Linked DNA regions of Homo sapiens: region 1 is linked to region 2. The links are chromatin loops, found by intact Hi-C in ENCODE. Cell type or tissue: adrenal gland. All regions are shown on one strand. Links, peaks and the distances in the headings refer to the core of each region. The heading gives the core; the rest is flanking DNA.

Evidence for each region. Hi-C counts contacts between places; a loop is a spot of excess contacts. Peaks named below come from ENCODE experiments on the same cell type or tissue, not always from the same donor. Only the 100,000 strongest peaks of a DNase experiment are listed, where the experiment ranks them.
Region 1: a loop joins it to region 2, with 2.4 times the contacts of the local background. A loop is called at or near these places in 15 of 110 quality-filtered maps.

What each region holds. Positions count from the first base shown.
Region 1 is chr22:30,622,494-30,635,053 of GRCh38, reverse strand. TCN2 (transcobalamin 2) reads right to left here. Exons shown (of 9, transcript NM_000355.4): 8 at 11,971-12,086; 9 at 7,783-8,594. The coding sequence ends at 8,533. Among named protein-coding and RNA genes, the nearest start is that of SLC35E4, 7.0 kb to the left of the region's middle. RefSeq lists an enhancer at 1-551. In adrenal gland, for the core only: no CTCF peak of the experiment used is centred there; a DNase peak (open chromatin) is centred at 6,287.
Region 2 is chr22:30,900,518-30,912,974 of GRCh38, reverse strand. OSBP2 (oxysterol binding protein 2) reads right to left here. Exons shown (of 14, transcript NM_030758.4): 13 at 6,906-7,138; 14 at 5,162-6,778. The coding sequence ends at 6,636. LOC107985544 (a long non-coding RNA gene) reads left to right here. Exons shown (of 3, transcript NR_146603.1): 2 at 1,544-1,677. It also overlaps the pseudogene EIF4HP2. Among named protein-coding and RNA genes, the nearest start is that of MORC2-AS1, 16 kb to the left of the region's middle. RefSeq lists an enhancer at 9,635-9,734. In adrenal gland, for the core only: no CTCF peak of the experiment used is centred there; no DNase peak of the experiment used is centred there.

The sequences.
Region 1 (12,560 bases), core at 2,630-10,629, 280 kb after region 2:
CCCTGAGCACTCGAAGCTGACTCATAGCAGAACTTCCTGGGGTCCACCCTGTGCCCCAGCCCCGGCAAGACAGAGCCCTGGGCTGGGAGGCAGAGCGGTTGCCACTGAGCCCTTGTTCCTGTCTGGGTCTCGGTTTTCCCACCAGAACGACAGACGCTCTCTGAGGTCAGGATTGGGTAAACGGCGCGCCCCAGGGCAGAAGAGGTCCATCCAGATTCCAGGCTAGGCCAGGCCCTGGCCCCTCTGAGCTCTGAAGTCCGGGAGCACGAGGACCAAGGCCCAGCCATGTGCCCAGTATCAGATGTGAGCCTCTTTCCTGTTGTCGGTCTTCCTACTAGGCTCCTGCCCAAGAGGACCCAGCTCACCCCTTGCCTGTTGTCTAACCAGCAAATCCTTGATGACAGCAACCTGTCTTGAGACACAAGATCTCAAAGGGGTACCGCTGAACCCAGCCCGCTGCGCCCTCTGGTGGCCAGGCGCTGAATATAGCCCTCAATCCCCATCCCAATCACAGGACGCGGGTTTAAAATCCCCAGCCTCAAAGGAGGCCTGCTGAATCAGAGGCTCTCTGTCACGGGTGGGCCTGGGAATTTACATGGTCACATTTGCCTCTGTAAGTCCGACGCCCGCTGGAGCCTGCAGATCTCTGCTGAATAGCCTAAGCTACAGCGCAGGGGGTGCAGATAGGGAAATTTCCAGGCCAAGGACCAAAAAATGGTGGCATTTAGTGTTTCTCCAGAAAGGGTTGTGGAAAGGAAACTAAGCCAGCCAAAGCGGATGGCCCCTCTCCCGCACCCCCTTGCCATTTCCTGAGGAAGAGAAATCTGGGACCCCTAAGGGTTATAATTATCTTTGATATTTTGTCAGGTTTTTTTGTTTGTTTGTTTTCCAAGACCGAGTTTCGCTCTTGTTGCCCAGGCTGGAGTGCAATGGCACGATCTCAGCTCACTGCAACCTCTGCCTCCCAGGTTCAGGTGGTTCTCCTACCTCAGCCTCCCGAGTAGCTGGGATTACAGGCGTGCGCCACCAAACCCGGCTAATTTTTGTATTTTTAGTAGAGACAGGGTTTCACCATGTTGGTCAGGTTGGTCTCAAACTCTTGACCTCAGGTGATCCACCCACCCTGGCCTCCCAAAGTGCTGAGATTACAGGCGTAAACCACCACGCCCAGCCTGGATTTTGTCAGTTTTCTAGTAAGTCTCCTTTAGTAAAAAACAATAGTCTGGGTACAGTGGCTCATGCCTGTAGTCCCAGCACGTTGGGAGGCTGAGGCATGAGGATCACTTGAGCTCAGGAGTTGGAGACCAGCTTGGGCAACAGGGCAAAGCCTCGTGTCTACAGAAAATACAAAAATAAGCTGGGAGGCTGGCCGAAGAGGTTCACGCCTGTAATCCCAGCACTTTAGGAGGCCGAGGCTGGCGGATCACTTAAGGTCAGGAGTTGGAGACAGCCTGGCCAACATGGTGAAACCCCGTCTCTACTAAAAATACAAAAATTAGCTGGGTGTGGCGGTGGGCGCCTGTAGTCCCAGCTACTCAGGTGGCTGAGGCAGGGGAATCGCTTGAACCCGGGAGGCAGAGCTTGCAGTGAGCCAAAATCACACCACTGCACTCCAGCCTGGAAGAAATCGCACTACTGCACTCCAGCCTGGACGAAAGAGCAAGACTGCATCTCAAAAACAAACAAACAAACAAACAAACATGAGCTTGGCATGGTGGTGTCTGCCTGTAGTCCCAGCTACTCAGGGGATTGGGAGGGAGGATCCCTTGAGCCCAGGAGATGGAGGCTGCAGTGAGCTAAGATTGCACCACTGCACTCCAGCCTGGGTGACAAAGACCCTGCCTCAAAAAAAAATTTTTTTTTTTTTTTGAGAGAGTCTCGCTCTGTCGCCCAGGCTGGAGTGCAGTGGCACGATCTCAGCTCACTACAAGCTCCGCCTCCTGGGTTCATGCTATCCTCCTGCCTCAGCCTCCTGAGTAGCTGGGACTACAGGTTCACGCCACCACGCCCGGCTAATTTTTTGTATTTTTAGTAGAGACAGGGTTTCACCGTGTCAGCCAGGATGGTCTCGATCTCCTGACCTTGTGATCCACCCGCCTTGGCCTCCCAAAGTGCTGGCATTACAGGGGTGAGCCACCGCACCCGACCAAAACTTTTTTAAATTTAATTAAAAAATAATAAGAGAGAAAAAACCAACAACAGTAATATTTTTTTTTTGAGATGGAGTTTCGCTCTTGTCACCCAGGCTGGAGTGCAGTGGCACAATCTCAGCTCACTGCAACCTCTGACACCCCCCGACCCCGGGTTCAAGTGATTCTCCTGCCTCAGCCTCCCAAGTACCTGCCATCATGCCTGGCTAATTTTTGTATTTTTACTAGAGATGGGGTTTCACCATGTTGGCCAGGCTGGTCTCGAACTCCTGACCTCAGGTGATCCACCCACCTTGGCCTCCCAAAGTGCTGGGATTACAGGCATGAGCCACCTTGCTCAGCAACAATAATAATTTATATATACATAAATTTTATTGCCCTCTCCCTCTCCCTCTCCCCACGGTCTCCCTCTCCCTCTCTTTCCACCGTCTCCCTCTGATGCCGAGCCGAAGCTGGACTGTACTGCTGCCATCTCAGCTCACTGCAACCTCTCTGCCTGATTCTCCTGCCTCAGCCTGCCGAGTGCCCGCGATTGCAGGCACGCGCCGCCACGCCTGACTGGTTTTCGTATTTTTTTGGTGGAGACGGGGTTTTGCTGTGTTGGCCGGGCTGGTCTCCAGCTCCTAACCGCGAGTGATCTGCCAGCCTCGGCCTCCCGAGGTGCCGGGATTGCAGACGGAGTCTGGTTCACTCAGTGCTCAATGTTGCCCAGGCTGGAGTGCAGTGGCGTGATCTCGGCTCGCTACAACCTCCACCTCCCAGCTGCCTGCCTTGGCCTCCCAAAGTGCCGGGAGTGCAGCCTCTGCTCAGCCGCCACCCCGTCTGGGAAGTGAGGAGCGTCTCTGCCTGGCCACCCATCGTCTGGGACGTGAGGAGCCCCTCTGCCTGGCTGCCCAGTCTGGAAAGTGAGGAGCGTCTCTGCCCGGCCGCCATCCCATCTAGGAAGTGAGGAGCGCCTCTTCCCAGCCGCCATCCCATCTAGGAAGTGAGGAGCGTCTCTGCCCGGCTGCCCATCGTCTGAGATGTGGGGAGCGCCTCTGCCCTGCCGCCCCGTCTGGGATGTGAGGAGCGCCTCTGCCCGGCCGCAACCCCGTCTGGGAGGTGAGGAGCGTCTCTGCCCGGCCGCCCCGTCTGAGAAGTGAGGAGCCCCTCCGCCCGGCAGCCGCCCCGTCTGAGAAGTGAGGAGCCCCTCCGCCCGGCAGCCACCCCGTCTGTGAAGTGAGGAGCGTCTCCGCCGGCAGCCACCCCGTCCGGGAGGGAGGTGGGGGTCAGCCCCCGCCCGGCCAGCCGCCCCGTCCTGGAGGTGAGGGGCGCCTCTGCCCGGCCACCCCTACTGGGAGGTGAGGAGCCCCTCTGCCCGGCCACCACCCTGTCTGGGAGGTGTGCCCAGCAGCTCATTGAGAACGGGCCATGATGACAATGGCGGTTTTGTGGAATAGAAGAGGGGGAAAGGTAGGGAAAAGATTGAGAAATCGGATGGTTGCCGTGTCTGTGTAGAAAGAAGTAGACATGGGAGACTTTTCATTTTGTTCTGTACTAAGAAAAATTCTTCTGCCTTGGGATCCTGTTGATCTGTGACCTTACCCCCAACCCTGTGCTCTCTGAAACATGTGCTGTGTCCACTCAGGGTTAAATGGATTAAGGGCGGTGCAAGATGTGCTTTGTTAAACAGATGCTTGAAGGCAGCATGCTCGTGTCATCACCACTCCCTAATCTCAAGTACCCAGGGACACAAACACTGCGGAAGGCCGCAGGGTCCTCTGCCTAGGAAAACCAGAGACCTTTGTTCACTTGTTTATCTGCTGACCTTCCTTCCACTATTGTCCTATGACCCTGCGAAATCCCCCTCTGCGAGAAACACCCAAGAATGATCAATAAAAAAAAAAAAAAACAAACAAACAAACAAAAAAAAAACCACGGCCTTTGTTATGTTTCTTAATCTCTGTAAATTAGCATAGATGCCATCTCCTGTCTCCCCTCCCCCATTTTTGACATTGTCATGTTGATAGACCAGGTCAATTTTTCTTTAGAACTCTTCTTCTGGGTTTATCTGATTTTTTTCTTCGTGTTGTATTTCCCTGTATTTCTCCAGTGTATAACCTGTATATCACCTGTATTTCCTGTAAACTAGAAGTTATATATGAAGTCTTGACTGTATCAAATTAAAGAATTTTTAAAGCAAAAAAAAAATAAATAAAAATAAATAAATTTTATTTTATTTTTAAGATAGAGTCTTACTCTGTCACCCAAGCTGGAATGCAATGGCACAATCTTGGCTCACTGCAACCTCCAACTCCCAGGTTCAATCAATTCTTCTGTCTCAGCTTCCAAAGTAGCTGGAACTACAGGTGCCCACCACCATTTACAGCTAATTTTTGTATTTTTAGTAGAGATGGAGTTTTGCCATGTTGGCCCGGCTAGTCTCAAACTCCTGACCTCAAGTGATCCCCTGCCTCAGCCTCCCAAAGTGCTCAGATTACAGGCATGAACCACCACACTTGGCCCACAATAGTAATTATACAAAACGAAAACACCTTGTACCTTCTCAGAGCTGAGCTGATGGGGAGTGGTTGATGGTGAAAATCTGTCTCCAAGATCACCATGAAGCGGCTCCCACTTGCCCTGCCTAATGACAGGTGGCTCTGAAGACTATGGATTAAGCAAGCGAGGCCTGGACAGGCCTTGGTGGAATGGAGAGGATGGCACACCTTGGGGTGAAGGGAGTCTGAGGGCAGAGCCCAAAGCAGGTGACCCAGCAGCACCATCCTCCATGGGAGCCCAGAGGGGCCAGGGCACATGGGAGGGGCTGTGGCTTCCTCAGGCCCAGTCTCAGGGGGCAGGGAGGTGGCATGGTACAATGGCAAGTGTCGGCACTGGGGTCCAAGGTGGGGGAATCTCAGCTCTGCCACCCACAGACACCACCTGTGGCCAGGGTGGAGGGCTTCATCCCATCCACTCCTTACTGTTCCTCCTGGAGGCAGGCGCTGTATTATCCCAGTTGCAGATTAGAGGGCTTGGTCAGCTGCAAAAAGCAAGAAGCCAGGGACACGCAGCTTGAGTGGTGGCAGGAGATTTGGACCCGGTCTCCGTGTGGCTCTAGGGCCTCAGCATTTTTTTTTTTTTTAAGATGGAGTCTCACTCTGTCACCCAGGCTGGAGTGCAGTGGCACAATCTCGGCTCACTGCACTCTCCGACACCTGGGTTCAAGCAATTCTCCTGCCTCAGCCTCCTGAGTATCTGGGATTACAGGCGCCTGCCACCACGCCCAGCTAATTTTTGTAGTTTAGTAGAGACAGGGGCTCACCATCTTGGCCAGGCTAGTCTTGAACTCCTGACCTTGTGATTCACTTGCCTCGGCCTCCCAAAGCTTTTTTTTTTTTTTTTTTTTTTTTTTTTTTTTTTTTGAGACAGGGTCTTGCTCTTTCCCCAAGGCTGGAGTACAGTGCAGTGGTGTGATCATACCTCATTGTAGCCTCCAGTTCTTGAGCTCAATTGATCCTCTTGCCTCAGTCTCCCAAGTTGCTAGGATTACAGGCGGGAGCCACTACCCCTGGCTACTTTAAGCCTCAGCTTTTAACCTGCCTTGACCAACAGCCAGCAGGACTCTCAAGAGGATACTCCCACGTGGAAGAATGGGGGGCTAGGGCATTCAGCTCCATTCATGGAGAATGGCAGGGGGCTTCTTTGCATTCCCTTGGGGTTCACCCAAAAGCCCATAGTAGTCTGCCCTTGCCCACAAACTCCCCAAATCCCTCAAATCTGAATGTGCCCTTTGGAGGCCCAGGCTGCTGCTGTGGGAAGCAGGTGATGCAGAGAGGCTTTACGGGATGGGGGCGAGAATCGATTTCTGGCAACCTTGCTGCAAGGCTGAGATGGGCCTCTCCTCTTGTCACTGCATGTGCCAGCAGATCACTCCTGGGGCCTCAGTTTCCCCATGTGATCTATGATGGTATCGCGTGCTATGTAAACCAAAGCACCATCCCACAGCTGTGTTAGGAAACAGGCTTAGTGAGCTGAAGGGGCTTGTCTGGAGCTATTAGAGATCTAAATGCAGGCCTGACATAGACCTGCCTCCCAGTCCCAGATGGAGGGCCTCTGGACTCTTACCCTGTTATCAGGCCACGCACTCAACACGACTGTCCCCTCACTCACACTGTTTCTTGGGATTCCTGCCAATTGTGCCAGACTAGACAACTGACCCAGTGTCCCAGAGACTCAGTGGCGTGGGACACAATCTAAGAGGGAGCTTGAACTGGAAGGAGGCCAAGTCTCTGCCAGGACCATGCCCAGAAGCAGCTGACTGATGGGAAAGAGGCAGAGAAGGCCTGAGGGCAGTGGAGGTGAGGGAGCGCTGAGCTCCAACTTCCATTTCACTACCTCCCTTGGCTGCCCCTGAGTTTGGCAGGCTGGGTCTTTTCAGCAAATATCTTTTTTTTTTTTTGAGACAAGAGTCTCGCTGTTGCCCAGGCTGGAGTGCAGTGGTGCAATATTGACTCAAGCAATTCTTGTGCCTCAGCCTCCTGAATAGCTAGGATTACAGGTGCACATCACCACGCCTGAGCTAATTTTTGTATTTTTAGTAGAGATGGGGTTTCTCCATGTTGGCCAGGCTGATCTTGAACTCCTGACCTCAGGTGATCCTCGTCCTCCCAAAGCGCTGGGATTACAGACGTGAGCCATTGCACCTGGCCCAATATAAAGAAATGTTTTAAATTGCTTACTTCCCCTATCTTCTCAGACCCTAAATGTTTGAAGATGGTGCTCTAGGTGGTTTAATATGCGGCTTCAAGGACTTTGAGTATGTCACCATCTCTTCCAAGGCATGTGGACGCAGACCTGATGGGCTGTTCATCAGAGGGCCCCACTGAGGACAGGACCTCTTCCTAACCTTGGTGGGGTGCAGCATAGGGGGTGCCTCGCTGGGCTGAACCCCCTCTTCAAGAGGGCAGCCCAGAGCCCCTAAGCCCCCAACCAATGAGAGGCAGGATCCCTGCGTCGTGGCTGCCGAGGCCTGGGGTGATGCCCTAATGGTGCCTTGTGGAAAAGCAGGGAGTGAGACCCTAGCTTCTGGGTCCCAGGGCTCCAGTTGAGTTGGGGCTCTGCCATACGATTATAACCATCATCGAAGCCCCTCATTTTCAGTATTTTAGTGGAGGAGCTGCAAGGCTGCCCCAGGCCAGGTCTGTGTCCCCTGAGCCAGGTTCCCCCAGCATCACTGCCTAGTCTGTGACCTTGGTGAGTCACTTTTCCTTTTTGAGCACCAGTTTCCTGATTTTTTTTTTTTTTTGAGAGTGTTTCTCTTCTTGCCCAAGCTGGAGTGCAATGGCGTGATCTCGGCTCACTACAACCTCCGCCTCCAGGGTTCAAGCAATTCTCCTGCCTCAGCTTCCCAAGTAACTGGGATTACAGGCATGCAGGCATGCAACACCATGCCTGGCTAATTTTTTGTATTTTTAGTAAAGATGGAGTTTCACCATGTTGGCCAGGCTGATCTCAAACTCCTGACCTTGTGATCCACCTGCCTTGGCCTCCTAAAGTGCTGGGATTACAGGCGTGAGCCACCATGCCCGGCCTCCCAGTTTCCTGATTTGTAAAGCACAGATAAAAATGAAAATATCAACAACCTCACAGAGCAGTTCAAGATAGTATCTAGCGAGTGAGTGCTCAGTCATAGTAGTGGGTGCTCAGTCAGTAGTCAATGTCATCACTGCTGGCATTCCCATCACTCCCCCAATGCCCACATGGCGGCTCAGGCACCCTCCACTCCTCCCTGATGGGGTTACTTCCCCCTTCTCTTGTCCCTGCCCCTGCACCTGAGGAGTATGAGGCACCAGGCCACTGTAGCAGGTCCACAGGCCATCAATGCTTTAATTTTGTCAGAGGCAGGCACTGAGCAGCCCTGCTGAGGTCTCCCCAGCTACTGTGCCACAACCAGCTCGGAGCTGCCACTCTAACAGCAGAGTGGAGAGCTGGGGTCAGGGCCATAGCCCCCGGGCTGAGGAGGCCTTCTTGCAGGACCCCAACCACAGAACGAGTGGTCTTCACAACACCTGCGGCCTGCGGACTCCGTTTTTTGCCAAGGAGTCTGAGATGCTTCATGCCCATCAGACCATGGGGTGGCCTTCATGGGAGACCTGCAGGGCCAGGCTGGCCAGACTTGGCCAGAAAGACTTCCCAGGGAAGATGCTTGGCTCTCTGCTCCAAGGTGGGCCATGGTATAGGGCCCTCGAAGGGCTTGTGGCTGGGGTGATCCCAGGGGGCATTGCTCAAAGTGCACAGGAGGTGGCAGCAGGGTCAGGCGAGTTCCTGTTCCAGGGACATCAGGAGGGAGGGTAGAAGCCTAGGGAGTGTGCGAGGCTGCTGGGATGAGGGAGCTCAGGGGCTACCAGCTAACCAGCCTCAGCTCAATGGTTTCTCCATCCTTGGGTCTGTAGTCAGCAATACCTGCAGAAACAGATTGAGCAAGGAGGGGCGAATTGGGCAGAATATCGCACCCCGCAACCTCATCTTCCAGACCCCCCACCCTGAGGCTAGAGTCTGTAAGAATCCACCTGGGGCTTGGTGGTGGGAAGCTGGAACCTCCCTAAAGCCTGCTCAAAGACTCTGAACTCAGCTTCCCACAGGGTTCCTGAGGCCATGACCTCATCTGGTAATAAAAACACCTGACAGGCAGGGCCACTGTCTTTGTAATACCCTAGGGACCATCAGGAAGAGAAACTTGCGCAGTGCAGTCTGGAGAGAGAACCAGGACCACGCAGAAGTCTCCCAGGAGTCAGCTTTCACTCACTACACAGAATCCAGGCTCTAGGAGGACGCCTGGATTCAAGCCCCAGCTCTGTCATTCATTACTGCTGTGACTCTGGACAAGTTATTTAACCTCTGAGTGAGTGTCGCTGCTCTTGTTGGTGATGTGGGAATGCAGCCTGCAGGGGAACTGAAAGGGCCCTTTGAGATAGCCAGGTGTCAGAAATGTTTCCTTTCAATGGAGGTGCTATGGTCTAAAATGTCTGTGTCCCCCCAAAATGTATATGTTAAAACCTAACCCCAAAGGTGATGGTATCAGGAGGCCTTAGGGCCTTTGGGAGATGATTAGGTCATGAGAGTAGAGCCTCATCAATGGGATAGGAAAGTGCCATTATAGGCCGAGCAGGGTGGCTCATACCTAGAATCCCAGCACTTTGGGAGGCCAAGGCAGGCAGATCACTTGAGTTCAGAAGTTCGAGACCAGCCTATGCAACATGGTGAAACCACATTTCTACTAAAAATACAAAAAATTAGCTGGGCTTTGTGCCATGGGCCTATGGTCACACGTACTCAGGAGGCTGAGGTGGGAGGATCGCTTAAGCCAGGGAGGCAGAGGTTGCAGTGAGCTGAGATTGTGATACTGCACTCAGCGTGGGTGACAGAGTGAGACCCCCATCTCAAAAAAAAAAATTTTTAAGTACCATTATAAAAGAGGTTCCTTCAGCAGGCAAGGGCCAGGAAAATATTTTTTTTTTTTAAATTAAAAAACAAGGCCCCAGAAAGTTGCCATGTTCCTTCCACCATGTGAGAACACAGCCAGCAGGTAACACCAGAAAGTGGGCCCCCATCAGACACTGAATCTGTCAGTGTCCTGATCTGGGACTGCCCACCCAACCTCCAGAACTGTTAAGAAATACATTTCTGTTATTTTATTTCATTTTGAGATGGAGTTTCACTCTTGTTGCCCAGGCTGAAATGCAATGGCGTGATCTCAGCTCACGGCAACCTCCGCCTCCTGGGTTCAAGCGATTCTCCTGCCTCAGCCTCCTGAGTAGCTGGGATTACAGGTGCCCGCCACCACCCCCAGCTAATTTTTTGTATTTTTAGTAGAGACAGGGTTTCACCATGTTGGTCAGGCTAGTCTTGAACTACTGATCTCAGGTGATCCACCTGCCTTGGCCTCCCAAAGTGCTGGAATTATAGGCATGAGCCACCGCACCCGGCCTCATTTCTGCTGTTTATAAGCCACCCAGTTTATGGTATTTTGTAATAGCAGCTTCAATGGACTAAGACAAAAGAGAACTCAAATTATAACTCCCATCCACTTTCCACCCCAAGGAAGATAGAGGAGTGATTTATGCAACTGGTTGATTTGGGAAGAATAAACTAGGCATGTGTAGCCTGGGCGCTATTTTTCTCCTGGGAGCGGGCTTCCTTCTAGACTCAAGGGCAGAGGGGGAAGGAGATAGAGGCTACAACTGCCCAGGTCTGCTTCCTGGCTGGGTCCACCTAGCTCTCACCCTCCTGTCTTTATCAGTAATAGAACTGGCCAGACTTGGGGTCTCCATCTGTAGCTCCTATTTTTTATTCCTCAATTTATTCAGAATGAGGGCAAGAAAAGAATGCTTTTTTGTGGGCTCCCTCAGAAAGTCCCACCTTCTCTATAAGCACTCGCCACAATGCTTGACACATGGTAAGTGCCCCATAAAAGTTCTTCAGGGGTGGAGTATCAAAGCAACTTAAATAACAAGAGTAGGAACAGATGACTTTTAAGGGTCTGTTTGCAGGCCAGGCGTGGTGGCTCACGCCTGTAATCCCAGCACTTTGGGAGGCTGAGGCAGGCAGATCACTTGAGGTCAGGAGTTTGAGACCAGCCTGGCCAACATGGTGAAACCCCGTCTCTACTAAAAATACAAAAATAACTGGGCATGGTGGCACACACCTGTAATCCCAGCTACTTGGGAGGCTGAGGCAGGAGAATTGCTTGAGCTCAGAAGGCAGAGGCTGCAGTGAGCTGAGACCTCGCCATTGTACTCCGGCCTGGGCAACAGAGCAAGACTCCATCTCAAAAAAAAAAAATATATATATATATATATATGTGTGTGTGTGTGTGTGTATATATGTATACATATATATGTGTGTATATATGTATACATATATATGTGTGTATATATGTATACATATATATGTGTGTGTATATATGTATACATATGTGTGTGTGTATATATGTATACATATATATGTGTGTATATATATGTATACATATATATGTGTGTATATATGTGTGTATATATGTGTGTATGTATGTGTATGTATGTGTGTGTATATGTGTGTGTATGTGTGTGTATATATGTGTATGTGTGTATATATGTATACATATATATGTGTGTATATATATATACATATATATGTGTGTATATATATGTATACATATATATGTGTGTCTGTATATATATATATTTCATATATATGTATACACATATATGAAATTTTTAAGTTATACATGTGGGCAACATTAAATTTCCACTGGATAGCATGGCTCCATTTTTTATGAAAAACTTACTGCCATATTTTTAAAAAGTATCTAGAAGAAAAGTTAAGTAATTTTGGCTGGGTGCGGTGGCTCATGCCTGTAATCCCAGAACTTTGGGAGGCAGAGGCAGGCAGACCACTTGGGCTCTAGGAAGGCTGAGGTGGAAGAATCACATGAACCCAGGAGGCGGAGGTTGCAGCGAGCCGAGATCATACCGCTGCACTCCAGCCTGGGCAACAAGAGCGAAACTCCATCTCAAAATAAAAGACGTTATTCCTAGGTAGTATATCCTAGGTGATGTTAATTTTCTTCTAGTTTTTTTTTTTTTTTGTAATCTGTCTGGTTTCCTAGAATTTCCACAGTAACTTGCATAAAAATTCTAAGGCTTCAGTTCAATATATTATATCCAACTTTGAGCATCAGTGATTTTGTGAAGGTGTGGCCCAGGAGGGTGCTAGGGAAAGCTGGGGTGAGTTGATGAAGCCTCTTGGCTGAGTAAGCTTGGGGTAGGGGACACATCCAGAGTGTCAGGCCATGACTCACCTTGCAACAGTGGGGTGTTGGGGTCTCGGAGAAGCTGCCAGAACTCCCTTTCTCCGGCCGCTTTCCCCATCACGGAGGTTAAGTAGGGGCCTGACAAGGAGGCCTGTGTTTCATATCTACAGAAGGGAAAGGCAAATGGGGAGAGAAGAGGTGGCTGTTGTCCCTAAGGGGAGAGGCAGTGCTCACCCACAGCAGCAAAATCCCTTCCAAGCTCTTTGGGCCGACACTCGTCAAACCCTTCCCAGGCCACCTGGCCACAGGTCTGTGATCTCAACTTCCACCTCCTTCCCCTCCAGACCCCCGATCCTGCCTGCTCAGGCTTCATCCTCTCCACGCTGACCATGACCATGGCCTCCAGGAAAGGGGCATCTATTATGTTATCAGCTCAGCAGTTGTCCCCTCTCTGGGGGGCTGATGTTATGGGGGATGAGAATCAGAAGCTGCTGGTGTCACCTAGAATGTGTACAATGTACAACGAGAGAGGGTGAAGCCTGCATACAGAGACAGGCAGGGTCATGGGAAGTGGAGGCAGAGACACCTGGCAGTGGCACTGGGTCTCTGTGGCTCAGTGGCATTCCCCTCTTCTCGGG
Region 2 (12,457 bases), core at 4,458-12,457:
TTTTCTTCATTGACCTATGAGTTATTTCAAAATATATTTCTTAATGTTCTAGCCTGTATTTTCCTCCCAGTTTTATTTTTGTCATTGATTTTGAACTGTCTTCATTGCAGTCTGAGAATGTGGTCCTTTGAAATTTGCTGAGGCCTTATGACTGGATTAAATATATGGTTAATGTTCATAAAAGTTCCATGTGCATTTCAAAAATATGTATTCTGCAGTCACATTTAATTCCCTATATGTGTCCATGACATCAAGTTTGTTAATTACATAGTAATTAACATAATTTGTTGTCTGAGCTCTAATTACTGGGAGAAATAAATTACAATCTTCCATTATGATAGTGGATTTATCTTTATCCATTTTACTTTATACATTTTGAGATGTTATTAGGTGCATAAGAGTTTTAGAAATTTATGAGTTTTACCTTCTATCACTACAAAATGACCTTAAAATTCTAGTAGTTGACATCTAGTAATATTTTTTGCCCTAGAGTCTGTTTAGTTTATATATTTATGTTTTAGGTGTATTCTTGTAAATAGCATATAGCTGGATTTTATTTTTAGTCCATATTTTTTTCTTTGAAGCATTTAGATTACTTAAATTTTATGTAATTACTGATGTATTATTGATGTATTTGTATTCTCTTATTTGTGATTTTTATTCTACATTCTTTTTTCCTCTCCTCTCTTGCCTTCTTTAGATTTACTGAGCTTTTTCCCCCCTGCATTCAATGTGTTTCTTCTACTGCTTTGGAAATAATTTAGTATTGCTATTCCTTCAATGATTACCTGATAAGTTTTACATAATCTTAACTCATCATAGTCTCACTCCACATGACACTATATATTTTTTTTAAAAAAATTTAATATACTGTTTAATATGCTAAATAAAATTTAGTTATACACACATACACACACACACACACACACACACACACACACACATATATATAGAGAGAGAGATAGAGACAGAGACAGACAGAGACAGGATGATTGTGTAGCTCACTGCAGTCTCGAACTTCTAGGCTCAAGTTATCCTCCCTCCTCAGCCTCCCAAGTAGCTGGGACTACAGGCATATGCCACCATGCCTGGTTAATTATTTTATTTTTGTAGAGATGGAGTCTTGCTATATTGCCCAGGCTGTTCTCAAATTCCTGACCTCAAGTGATCATTCCACCTTGGCCTCCCCAAGTGTTGGGATTATAGGCATAAACCACCACACGTGACCTGTGGAAAAGATATTTTGACTGAGGAGAACACTAACATTTTCTTCTCTATTTTGGAGGTAATACTTCATTGTCTTCTGACTTCCTTTGGAGGCTCTCAGTCTAATCTGTTCTCGGTCTAATTGGCCTTCCTTTGGAGATGAATTTTCAGGATCTCACTCTGTTGCTTGGGCTGGAGTGCAGTGATGTGATCATAGCTCACTGCAGCCTCAAATTCTTGGGCTCAAGCAATCCTCCAGCCTCAGTCTCCTGGGAAGCTAGGACTACAGACACATACCACTTTGCCTAATTTAGTTTTTATTTTTATTTTTTTGTAGAGATGGGGTCTCTTCTGTTTTCCCATGATGGTCTCCAACTGCTGGTCTCAAGTGATCCTTCTGCCTCAGCCTCCCAAAGTGCTGGTATGACAGGTGTGAGCCACTGTACCCAGCCTAATTTATGCTGTTTGAAGGTAATTTAAAAAAATCTGCTTGTAAGATTTTGTTGTCTTAGTAATCTTGCAGTTTCACTATGTTGTATTTAGCTGTGGATATCTTTTTATTTACCATAATTAGGATTTGTTGAGCTTAACTTTGTATATTGGTGCTTTTCATGATTTCTTGAAAAACTTTTAGCCATAACTCTTCCAAGATTGCTTCTGTTCCATAAAAAATTCTTTTCTCCTTCTGAAATAGATCAGACATATGTGGGATCTTATCTTTCATGTCTTAACGTCCCTTTGATATTTTTCACCTCTTTGTGTCTCTGTGTTGTATTCCAAATTTCTTCAGATCTCACTTCTGCTTCACTAATACTCTCTTCAGCTGTGTAATCTGTTGTAAAACTATTCACTGAATTATTTTTAGTGATTTTAAAACATTTTCTTGAAATTTGTTTAGTATTTTTGAATATTTACTCTTCACTTATTTTCAAGCTGCCTTTCTGTTTCTAGAAATATATTAAACATGCTTATTTTCTCTTCTGTATCTGATAATTTTGCTGTGTGGAAGAGTTTTCTGTCTGATTCTGCTATCTGTTATTTCTGGTTGCCCTTGCTCATGGGTGCTTGTTTCCTTGTGTGTTTGGAGATTTTATACTGTGAGCTGCTCATTTTCCCTGCAGTTTCATATCTGAGGTTCTCTAAGGCCTAGAATGAAGGGGATATCTTCCAGAGAGGACTTGTTTGCTTCCCCCAGGTGACTGGGAACATTGCCAACTTCGGACCATGTTACGTTCTCTGTCAGAGGTTTCATTGAGCCATTCAGGTAGTGTGTATTTGGGCTGCAAAACTAACTGAGGGTCCACTCCTGATTACAAATTCTTAGGGGGATTTTGTTTTTCTCTGCTCAGGACCAACCTTTAAGACAAGTGATTTTTCTTGTATTTTATTTTGGATTCACCATTACATTGAAGGTATAGCCCTTGGGGGCCCCAAATTTCCTATTATATGCCCTACCTTTGGAGGCTCTTTTGAGGCAGTGAAAACTTACAGTTAAGCTCATTGGGCTTTGTAAATAATTGCAACATAAAATATTTCAGACCTTTTCTTACCTCTCCAGGTTTTCATACCCACTTAGTTTTTGGCTTGAGTATTCCTCATATTGTTTCCAGTTGATAGATGCATTTAACATTTAAAAAATTTTATCCAACCTGTCTAGTTTTCCACAAAGGAGTATTTTCTGGGAACCTAGTTTACCATATTGCCAGAAGAAGAAATCCTTCGACTGGCTGATGTAATGAATGATTTACCATGGAAAGCTTCACAACATTGAGCCATTTTCATTCTTGCATTTCTGCAGTAAACCTAATTTGGGCATGGGCTTACCAACTTGGGGTTCAGTCTTTTCTATGTGGCTAGATTCTATTTGCTGTTCTCTTGTTTGGATTTATGAAAATTCTTTTCTTCCATGAGACCGAACTATATATTCCCTTTATTTTCACACTGTCTTTATTAGGCTTTGTTGCTGAAGTTATGCATGCTGGCTAGCTTCATAAAAACAATAACTTAAATAGCATTGAGTTTGTCTCTTGTCCTGTTCTCTGTTCCACTTTGAAATGTGTCTCTCCGTTGTCCTCTCCTCCCAACTCCCTTCATGCTGAGCCATGTCCCTGGAGATGAGAGAACCTCAGGCCTTCTCTTCCCCACTTACAGAATCTGACTCCTACCCCACAGTCTGTCAGGAGCAGCAATTTGAACTCTAGAGTTTGGGGGAGGCAGGAGTTTCCTGGGTCCCTGGGCTCAGCTCTTCACCAGTTCCATTTCTGAGTCTCCTCCCAACTTGGTACTGCAGTCACGCCCCCCACTGCTCAGGTGTTGTCCCACTGAGCGTTTGCTTTAGCTGGTCTTCCTGGCCTGGTGTTGATTCTTTCGACAGCTATTCATTGAGCACTGACTATGTGCCAGGCAGTGGGATGCTACAACGTATAAGATCATGAAGCTCACAGTCTCATGAAGCTCAGTCCATTGGGGTAGGGAGGGCAGACCATCAACAAATACACTGCATGGCAGCCAGATGGTGATCAGAGAGCAGTGGAGAAAAAGGAAGCTTTGTGTCCCCAGGAGGCTTCCAGCTTGTTTGGGCATCTGCAGGTCAAGTCCACATAGTCCCCTCATCGTCCCCTGAGTTCTTGCTGGAGTGCAGTGGTGCGATCTCCACTCACTGCAGCCTCCGCCTCCCAGGTTCAAGCGATTCTCTGCCTCAGCCTCCCAACTAGCTGGGATTACAGGTGTGCGCCACCATACCCTGCTAATTTTTGTATTCTTAGTAGAGACGGGGTTTTGCCATGTTGGCCAGGCTGGTCTCAAACTCCTGGCCTCAAGTGATCTGTCCGCCTTGGCCTCCTAAAGTGCTGGGATAACAGGCGTGAGCCACTGCACCTGGCCCTATTTTTTTTTTTTTTAATTATTCTCTCATATAAATGTCACAATCAACTTGTCAAGCTTTTGAACTATATTGGTAGGATTTTAATAGGGATCATGTTGAATTTGTAGGTTTGGGACTAACATAACTGAATGTGAACCTAGCTATGAAGATGTATTTTCCCTCTTAACTCAGGTCCTCTCTGTCATGTCCATAAAGGTCTTTCACCTTGTGGTTTTGTGTCTTTTTGTCAGATGGCCTATGTCGTAGATCTTTTTTTCTATTACATTTTCTATTCAGTGATGGCTGGTGTATGTGAGACCACTGAGTGTAGGTTGATCTTGTGTCCTGCTGGTCAGAGTGGTCTTTCTAAAACATTGCCCTGATGTCAATTTCTGTTCAAGCTCTTCAGAGCCCTCTCTTTGCCTCAGTAGACTGGCCTTTGTCCCCTCCCTTGCCCTCTGGGTCAGGTGCATCCTGAAGTTCCGCCTCACCTCTATTCCAGTGAGACCTGCCCCACCAGCTCCTCAGCCGGGACCCCCCGCCAGCGGCCACCTCCCCACAGATGGGGAAGCCTAGCCAGGGAAGGAGCTGTGCAGGGCCAGCCCCAGATCCCACAGGGCTGGGGTTGGAGGCAGATGGTGAGAGCGCTGGCCCTGATGCCCCTGGGGTGCCCTGCTCTACCCATCCCTCACCTGGAAGTGCAGCCCAGGCTGCTGCTGTCAAGTGATATGGAACTCACCAGGACTGGCCTTCCCCCTGGAGGCCTCCCACTAGACAGCTCCAGGAACTGAAACACGGGAGGGGGCTGCTGGTGGTCTCCACCTGGCTAAAGCACTGCCCTTCCAAAGAGCAGAGCTAGGTCCAGGCCAGCCCTGTGGCCGCAGCATCAGGGCAGCCTTTGGCAGAGCTGCGACCCTCTCCCCAGCCCTTTGGGCAGTTTCCTGGGTCTCCTACCTCCTCTGTTCCCCTGACCCCCCTGCTGTTTCACCCCATGCTCTACCCCCATGCCACCTTGTAGGCTATCACCTGTCCTTCTACATTAGTCCCCTCCACCCAGATACACAGAGACTGAGGGACAGGGCAGTGGAAAACTCCAAAGCCAAGGTTTTTTATTACTGGTCAAAAGGTGCTCGCTAACAAAACAGTGTTGGGGAGAGGTACATTCCACAGCTCTGTAGGAGCCCCAGTGGGGCCATCCTGCCCCACCCCGCCCCGCCTCTCCAGTGGGCATTGTAAGGCATTTCACACATTGGTGTTTTCACTTTTTTTTTTTATATATATAAAAACAAAACCAGTCCTGGAGTAGAAAGAAAGACCCTGTGATGAACTTTTAGGACTAAACTGAAATGGAAAGGATTGGAGTGTGGGATTCTGAGGGGCTGGGTCAGTGGCCATGGTGGTCCAGCCCCCCATGGTTGGCAGAAGCCGCTGGAAGGGGGCATGAGGAGAGGGAAGGGCACAGCTCACATGAGGGCCAAACTCAGACAGGTGCACCCGTCTTCATCATTTTTTCACTTTTACATACTGTAGAAATTTAAGCAAAATAGCTATTTTATATATATTTATATATCTCATATATATATATATAAATTAGGCAAATAAAGAGTTCAGGGGACACTGAGATGGGGCACCCCTAGGGGCCTCCTAGGATGAGGAGGGATGCAAGGTCTCTGGTGCCCAGGTCACCAGCCCAGGCTGGGCCAAGGGTTTGTTCATTATTGCTGATTTGGGGCCTGGGTCTCAGGGCGGGGAGCACCTGCAGGCCCTGCCTTCCAGCCCTTCCTGGCCTCTTGGGGCTAGGGAGCCACCCAGGCTGGCTAGGGTGAGGCCAGGGACTGCTGCCCTCAAATCCACATGGGGGTTACCATCAGTACCCCCTCCTGCATCTGTGGATGGGAGCTCCAGAAACTCTGTGCTCTGCTGGGCTGGGGCAGCCCCCTTCTGTTTTGGGCTCTGTGGGGCCTTGGCAGGTGGGGGTGTGGGCAGCTCAGATACCATCGAGGACTTGATATGTTGAGCTACAAAATTCTCCCAACTCAAAGCGGTCTGGCTTCCTGATGTCTTAAAAATAAGGGGCTCTTGCCAGGACACTTTTGTGGCAAGAAAGCACACTTGGAAAGCTGTCTGCTAAGTGCGGTACTAAAAATATTTACTAAACATCATGGCTGGAAAGAAATGGAGATCATTTTTCTAAAAAAGTCGAAGAGGCTCCCTAGGAGGGGCCAGTTCCTCCCTGGGTTGGGGGCTGGTGATTTGCGCAGCCCATGGCCCGGGCCAGCCGGCCTGAGTTGTGGTAACTGGGGCAGGGGTTCCGGTAGGGCCCAGGTCCATAATGAAGGGGCACGGGTGACCCGGCGCACCTGGGGGCTGGAGAGAACCCAGGTCAGCCCTTCCTCCTTCCAAGGTGGGAGTCCCAAGAAAGTGTGGGGAGAAAAAAAAAATAGGAAAGGAAATAGGAAGGGCTGGGAATGGGCTGGGAGAAAGACCATTCAGTACTAAATTGAGTGCATTAATGAACAGGTGGGCCAGGCTGTGCAGGCGCCTGTATTTGTTGCAAGGGTGGCGCTCAGAAGATGTTGGGGCACATATGCCAGTCTTGCTTCTCCTTGGCCTCCCAGTAGCCGCCCTTGTACACACAGGCCATCTCCCCGGTCAGCGGATCCAGCCTCTTCTCAAACCACAGTGGCGTGTAGGCATCCGCCTCCTTCTCTGCTGGGCAGGCACAGTGGGCTGGTGGGTGGGCTTGTGGCCTGCTCCCCCGGAATCCGTCCCTGCGGCACCCCCACCCGGGCACCCCTTTCCTCCCCTCCGGGGCGCCCTTCCCGCCCGGCCTCACCTTCCTCCGAGCTGCAGCTGCTGCCCGGCCCGCAGGCCTCCAGCCGCCGGCGCCGCGACAGGCGCTGCTTCTCCTCCAGCCGCTGCTTCTCGGTATTGGCCTCGTCCCAACGGCCCTTCTCCATCAGCCGCTGGTCGGGCCGCAGGCGGCTGTCGGTTGGCGCTACGCCCTCCTCGTGCTCGTTGAGGGTCAGGGCCAGCTCTGAGAAGTAGTACATGTTCTCCGCGTTCTCCCTGTGGCGGTGGTGGTGGCGGTGGCGGTGGCTGCGGTGTGAGCCGGACCACACCTACCCGGCCGCCCTCCCCTGCCTGGCGGTGTCTCCTCCCGGGTCGCCTCACCCTCCAGCTCCCCGCGTCCAGGACTCCCTCTGGCCTTGGGCCCACCCCAGTGAGCCCACCCGGCGGAACCCAGTGGCTGCAAACAGCTGCCTTCTGCTCCCCACACCTCCCATGCTCACATGGCCAACCTGCCGCTGTTTTGCCACATTAGACTTATCTGGGAATTGCCTAGCTTAATATTTCTTGGCTTTTCTTCTTTTCTATTATGTTTTTTTTTCTTCTTCTTTTTTGAGACAGTTTCACTCTTGTTGCCCAGGCTGGAGTGCCTGGCTTTTTTAAGACAGGGTCTCCGCTGGGCACGGTGGCTCACGCCTGTAATCCCAGCGCTTTGGGAGGCTGAGGCCGGTGGATCACGAGGTCAGGAGTTCGAGACCAGCCTGGCCAACATAGTGAAAGCCCGTTTCTACTAAAAATTAGCTGGGCATGGTGGCAGGCACCTGTAATCCCAGGTAATCTACTCAGGAGGCTGAGGTGGGAGAATTGCTTGAACCCCAGGAGGCCGAGGTTGTGGTGAGCCGAGATCACACCATTGCACTCCAGCCTGGGCGACAGTTCGAGGCTCCGTCTAAAAAAAAAAAAAAAAAAAAAAAAAAAAAAGACGGGTCTCGCTCTGTGGCCCAGGCTGGAGTGAAGTGGCCTGATGCTTCGCTCACTGCAACCTCCGCCTCCTGGGTTCAAGCAACTCTCCTGCCTTAGCCTCCTGAGTAGCTGGGATTTCAGGGCATGCCCCCACACCCAGCTAATTTTATTGTATTTTTAGTAGAGATGGGGTTTTGTCATGTTGGCCAGGCTGGTATTGAACCCCTGACCTCAATTGGTCTGCCTATCTTGGCCTTCCAGAGTGTTGGGATTACAGGCATCAGCTACTGTGCCCAGCCCATATGGGGATTTTTCTAGTCATTTTTTTCTAGTATAATTGCCTTGGAGTCAGACAATATACTTGGCATAATTTCAGTCCTTTGAAATTTGCTTTATGGCCCAGTATATGGGCAGTTTTTGCACACGTTCCATGTGATTGAAGAGAACAGTTGTTGAGTGCAAGGTTGTATAACTGTCCAGCAGGCCTTGTTCATACTTTCTCTACTTGGGTTGTAGTTAGTCCATCTTTCCTAATGTGTGTATATATATATATATATTTTAATTATGTAAGCATTTCTTTTGTTGAAAAGATCCTTCAAAAAATACCATATCCATAGATTTACTTTCTGTCATATAGCTGAATGTGTTGTGTTTGGAATTCCATTCTTACATTTAAAAATCAACTGGATTGCCCAGAAGTTTAGATGCATTTGTTTTGTTTATCTTATCCATGTTGAAGATGTAAGTAGATGATCTGAAAGCATCAGGTTTGATTACACCACATAATGCATGTCTTTCTTAAGTATTGGTGTTACAGAAATGGTTCTTATCTCAGAAGCAGAGAAGCTGACAGGTGGAAGGAAGGAGAGAGAGTTCTGTGGATTGCGGAGGGCTTGTAACAAAGATACAGTAGGAGAAGCCAAGGATGACAGCTGGTGACCAATTACTAAGCACACTACACTGGGCGCCCCAGGCTGCCCTGCCATCACCCTGCAAGGGTCTCTTTCCTAGGCCCTTGCTGCCAGCCACCCCCCAACTGCTCCCCAAAGGGAAGACTGGGATTTGGGTACTGAAGGATTTTTCATCTGTTCACACGCGGGCGTTCAAGCTCAAAAGCCTAACCACTACCACTCCCAGGTAAGTGCTGAACCCTGCACATGGGAACAACCAAGTGTGTCCCCAAGATGCAGCCTCAGACCTAGACAGCTACAGTCCTATACGATCATCTGAAGGTCCTGACAGCTCTGCACAGTACAATTTCATTTATCAAGGGAAATGAGTAAAGTGCCAGATTCTAGACCCATTTTGGCTATGAATTGAAGGGGAGGTGGGAAGCACAGTATCTCATTATGTTGCCTGTACTAGGAACAGATAAACACAAACACACAGGCAACAGGGATTTGGGGAAACACCGTGTCAGCGCTGCAGTCAGCCAAGCGCAGTGCCGGCGCTATCCCCCAACCCTCAAAGTGCCTTGGCCCAGGAGAAAAGAAACCCGCTGGCCATTCACTGCAGCTGGCCAGAGAGGGGAACCTCGACCATGTCTGGTGAAAGGAGTGAACTCATTGGGACACAGCCTCGAAAAAGCAGTAACAAAAACACGTGAATGCCTACGAACATTCACTGTGTTTTCTCCGTGGACTCCCTACTGCTATTCCACGGTCTCCACTTTCAGCTCTCGCTGTTTCTCGTGTGAGCCTATCCCTTTGGACAGTCCACTTTGGGAGGGGGTCATGGAGCCAGGGCTCCCTCTCAATAGGAATGGAAAGGACCCTGCAAGAATCAACACCTATTTTTATCCTAGTTGTGAAAACAAGGTGCCTCCAATTCTCTATGTCCATCACAGCTGAATACCAACAAGGTGCAGTTCAGTCTGTCAGTGACTTCTGGTTTTTGTTGGAAGCCAACGCAATACAGAACTCAACATGCAGGTCAGAAGAGAAACACTGAGGAAGTGAAAGGAAACACCTGGAGTCGGGCCAATGTCTAAAGTAAAAAGAGAAAGCAAAGGAGAAAAATGATGCAGTACCGCAGCCCAAACGACTCCCCCACATGGCCACCTCCGATCCTCTGGGGAACCCCATGTGCTGCTAGGAAAACGAGCTGGGAGGAAAAGGACAGAAGGAAAATGGGGAAGCAGTGGTAGAAAGAAAAAAACGCACAAACAGGCACTAGATAGATACAGCAAAGCCCAGAATGTACTAAAAACCACTTGTTGACAGCTGGCATGCACTCACAACAAGCTGTGTTTCCACTGTGGGGAGGCCAGTGGCAGGTATGGGAGTGGAAGCTGCAGGAACATGGCCCAGGGGTTCACCAGGCTGTGGTCCTGCTCCAACCCCCCATGTTCCATTCCCTCCCAACCGCAGGCTCATTCTTGCTCCTTGTGAACGAATTCCACTCTGGGTCTGGCACCCCTGAAGATAGCAGAGTTGGGATCGGCTACTTCATTGAGGGGCGTCACAACATTCGAGGTTTAAGCTGGAGTCGTGGTCTTTGTGCTCTTCCCTCCTCTGTCGGTTCTTTGAAATCCATGTTGGATCGTGGAAGGGAGGACCATCTCTGAAGTGGCTGCCCAGTTGGGGGCCTGTTTCCCAGTCACCTGGGTGACTACCTCCCCTGCCTCCTAAGAAGTCATCCCTGAAGCTTCGTCATCTGGTACACCTTTTCTGAATCCAAAGCCACCTTTATCTTGTTTTCTGCCTTCTGCAATGTCCACATGAAGTGACTGATTGCCCAACAGTGCACCATCGTATGTCAAGCTTCCTTAAGGGAATCCACTTCATCGAATTCTATATAGCAGAATCCTTTAAATTTATCTGTGTCTTTGTCTCTGACTACCCGTACACTCCTTATGCTGAGATCCTTAAAGATAGCATCTATGTCGCCCTGAACCATATTAAAAGGTAGATTCCCTACATATGCTGTGTGTGGGGCTCTGTGAGCGACTCCTTCTGGCTACGGGAACCATGGCCACCAGTACTGCCGTGGGACCCTCTGTTTTTTTTTTTTGGTTTTTTTTTTTTCGTTTTTTTTTTTTTTCTTATATTGCTAAGATTTACCTACGTTGCTTCATGTTACTGGGGTTTAGTTTTAGCTACTGTATATATTCCTTCATGCGAATGTACCACAGTTATTCATTCAATAAATTTGTGTTGTTTCCAAGTTTTTGTTATTGGAATAGTCTCATGCATAAGTCCTGTTGTACATTTGCAAGAATTTCTCGAGTATATTTTTACAAGTAGAATTACTGGGTTATGACTATGTGATTGTTCATCTTTTTTTGTGGGGGGACAGAATTTCACTCGTCGTCCAGGCTGGAGTGCAGTGGCACCATCTCGGACACTGCAACCTCCACTTCCCAGGTTCAAGCACTTTTCCTGCCTCAGCTTTCCGAGTAGCTGGGATTACAGGTGTGTGCCACCACGCCTGGCTAATTTTTATATTTTTAGTAGAGACAGGGTTTCACCAGGTTGGCCAGGCTGGTCTCGAACTCCTGACCTCAGGTGTTCCACCGGCCTTGGCCTCCCAAAGTGCTGGGATTACAGGCGTGAGCCACCACGCCTGGTGGAAAGCCAAACTGTTTTCCCGAGTGTTGTACCAATTTACAACTTTTGCCAGCAGCAATGTATCAGAGATATTGTAGCTCTACAGCTTCTTCAACATACATGTTTTTTATGTGATGACTGGCCATATATGTTTTTTCTGCAAAATTCTTGTTCATGACTCTTGCACATTTTCCCATTATTTTTACATTAATTGTTGATTAGAAGTTCTTTATGTGGGCTGGGCATGGTGGCTTTTGCCTGTAATCCCAGCACTTTGGGAGGCAGAGGCAGGCAGATCACCTGAGGTCAGGAATTTGAGACCAGCCTGGCCAACATGGCAAAACTCCATCTCTACTAAAAATACAAAAATTAGTCGGGCGTGGTGGCGCACACCTGTAATCCCAGCTCCTCAGGAGGCTGAGGCAGGAGAATCGCTTGAACCCGGGAGGCGGAGGTTGCAATGAGTCGAGATCACATCACTGTACTCCAGGCTGGGCGACAGAGTGAGACTCCATCTCAAAAAAAAGTTCTTTATGTGATCTTTTAAAAATTTTTATTTTTAACTATGATAAAATACTCTGTATTCTTGATAATAATCCTCTGTCAAGTGTAGGTAGATATTATGATTACCTTCTCCAAGTTTGTTTATGCATCGTCTTTTCACTTTCTTTAAATTGCCTTTTAGTGAGTAAAAGTTCTCAATGAACAAAAGTATTTTAATATGGTCAAATATATGAATGCTTGTGTCTTAATATTTCCTTAGGGTCTAAAAGATATTTATCCTTTTCAACTTATTAAGTCATTGTTTACAATAAGTCAAACAATATTACTGTAAGGCCATTATTTGATTTTCTTTATAACGTGAGGGAGGGATTAAGTGCATCTTTTTCCATAGGGATTCATTTGGTGAGCCATTCCATCTTCCCACAAGATCTGATATGCCACCTTTGTCATATATCAGAGGTACATATATCCATGGGTCTGTTTCTGGGCTCACTAATCTGTTCCATTAGAGTTTCAAAATAAAAATCCTGGTATCTAGTAGGGTAAGTCCTCTCTGGTCTTCTTCAGAAATGTCTTGGCCCTT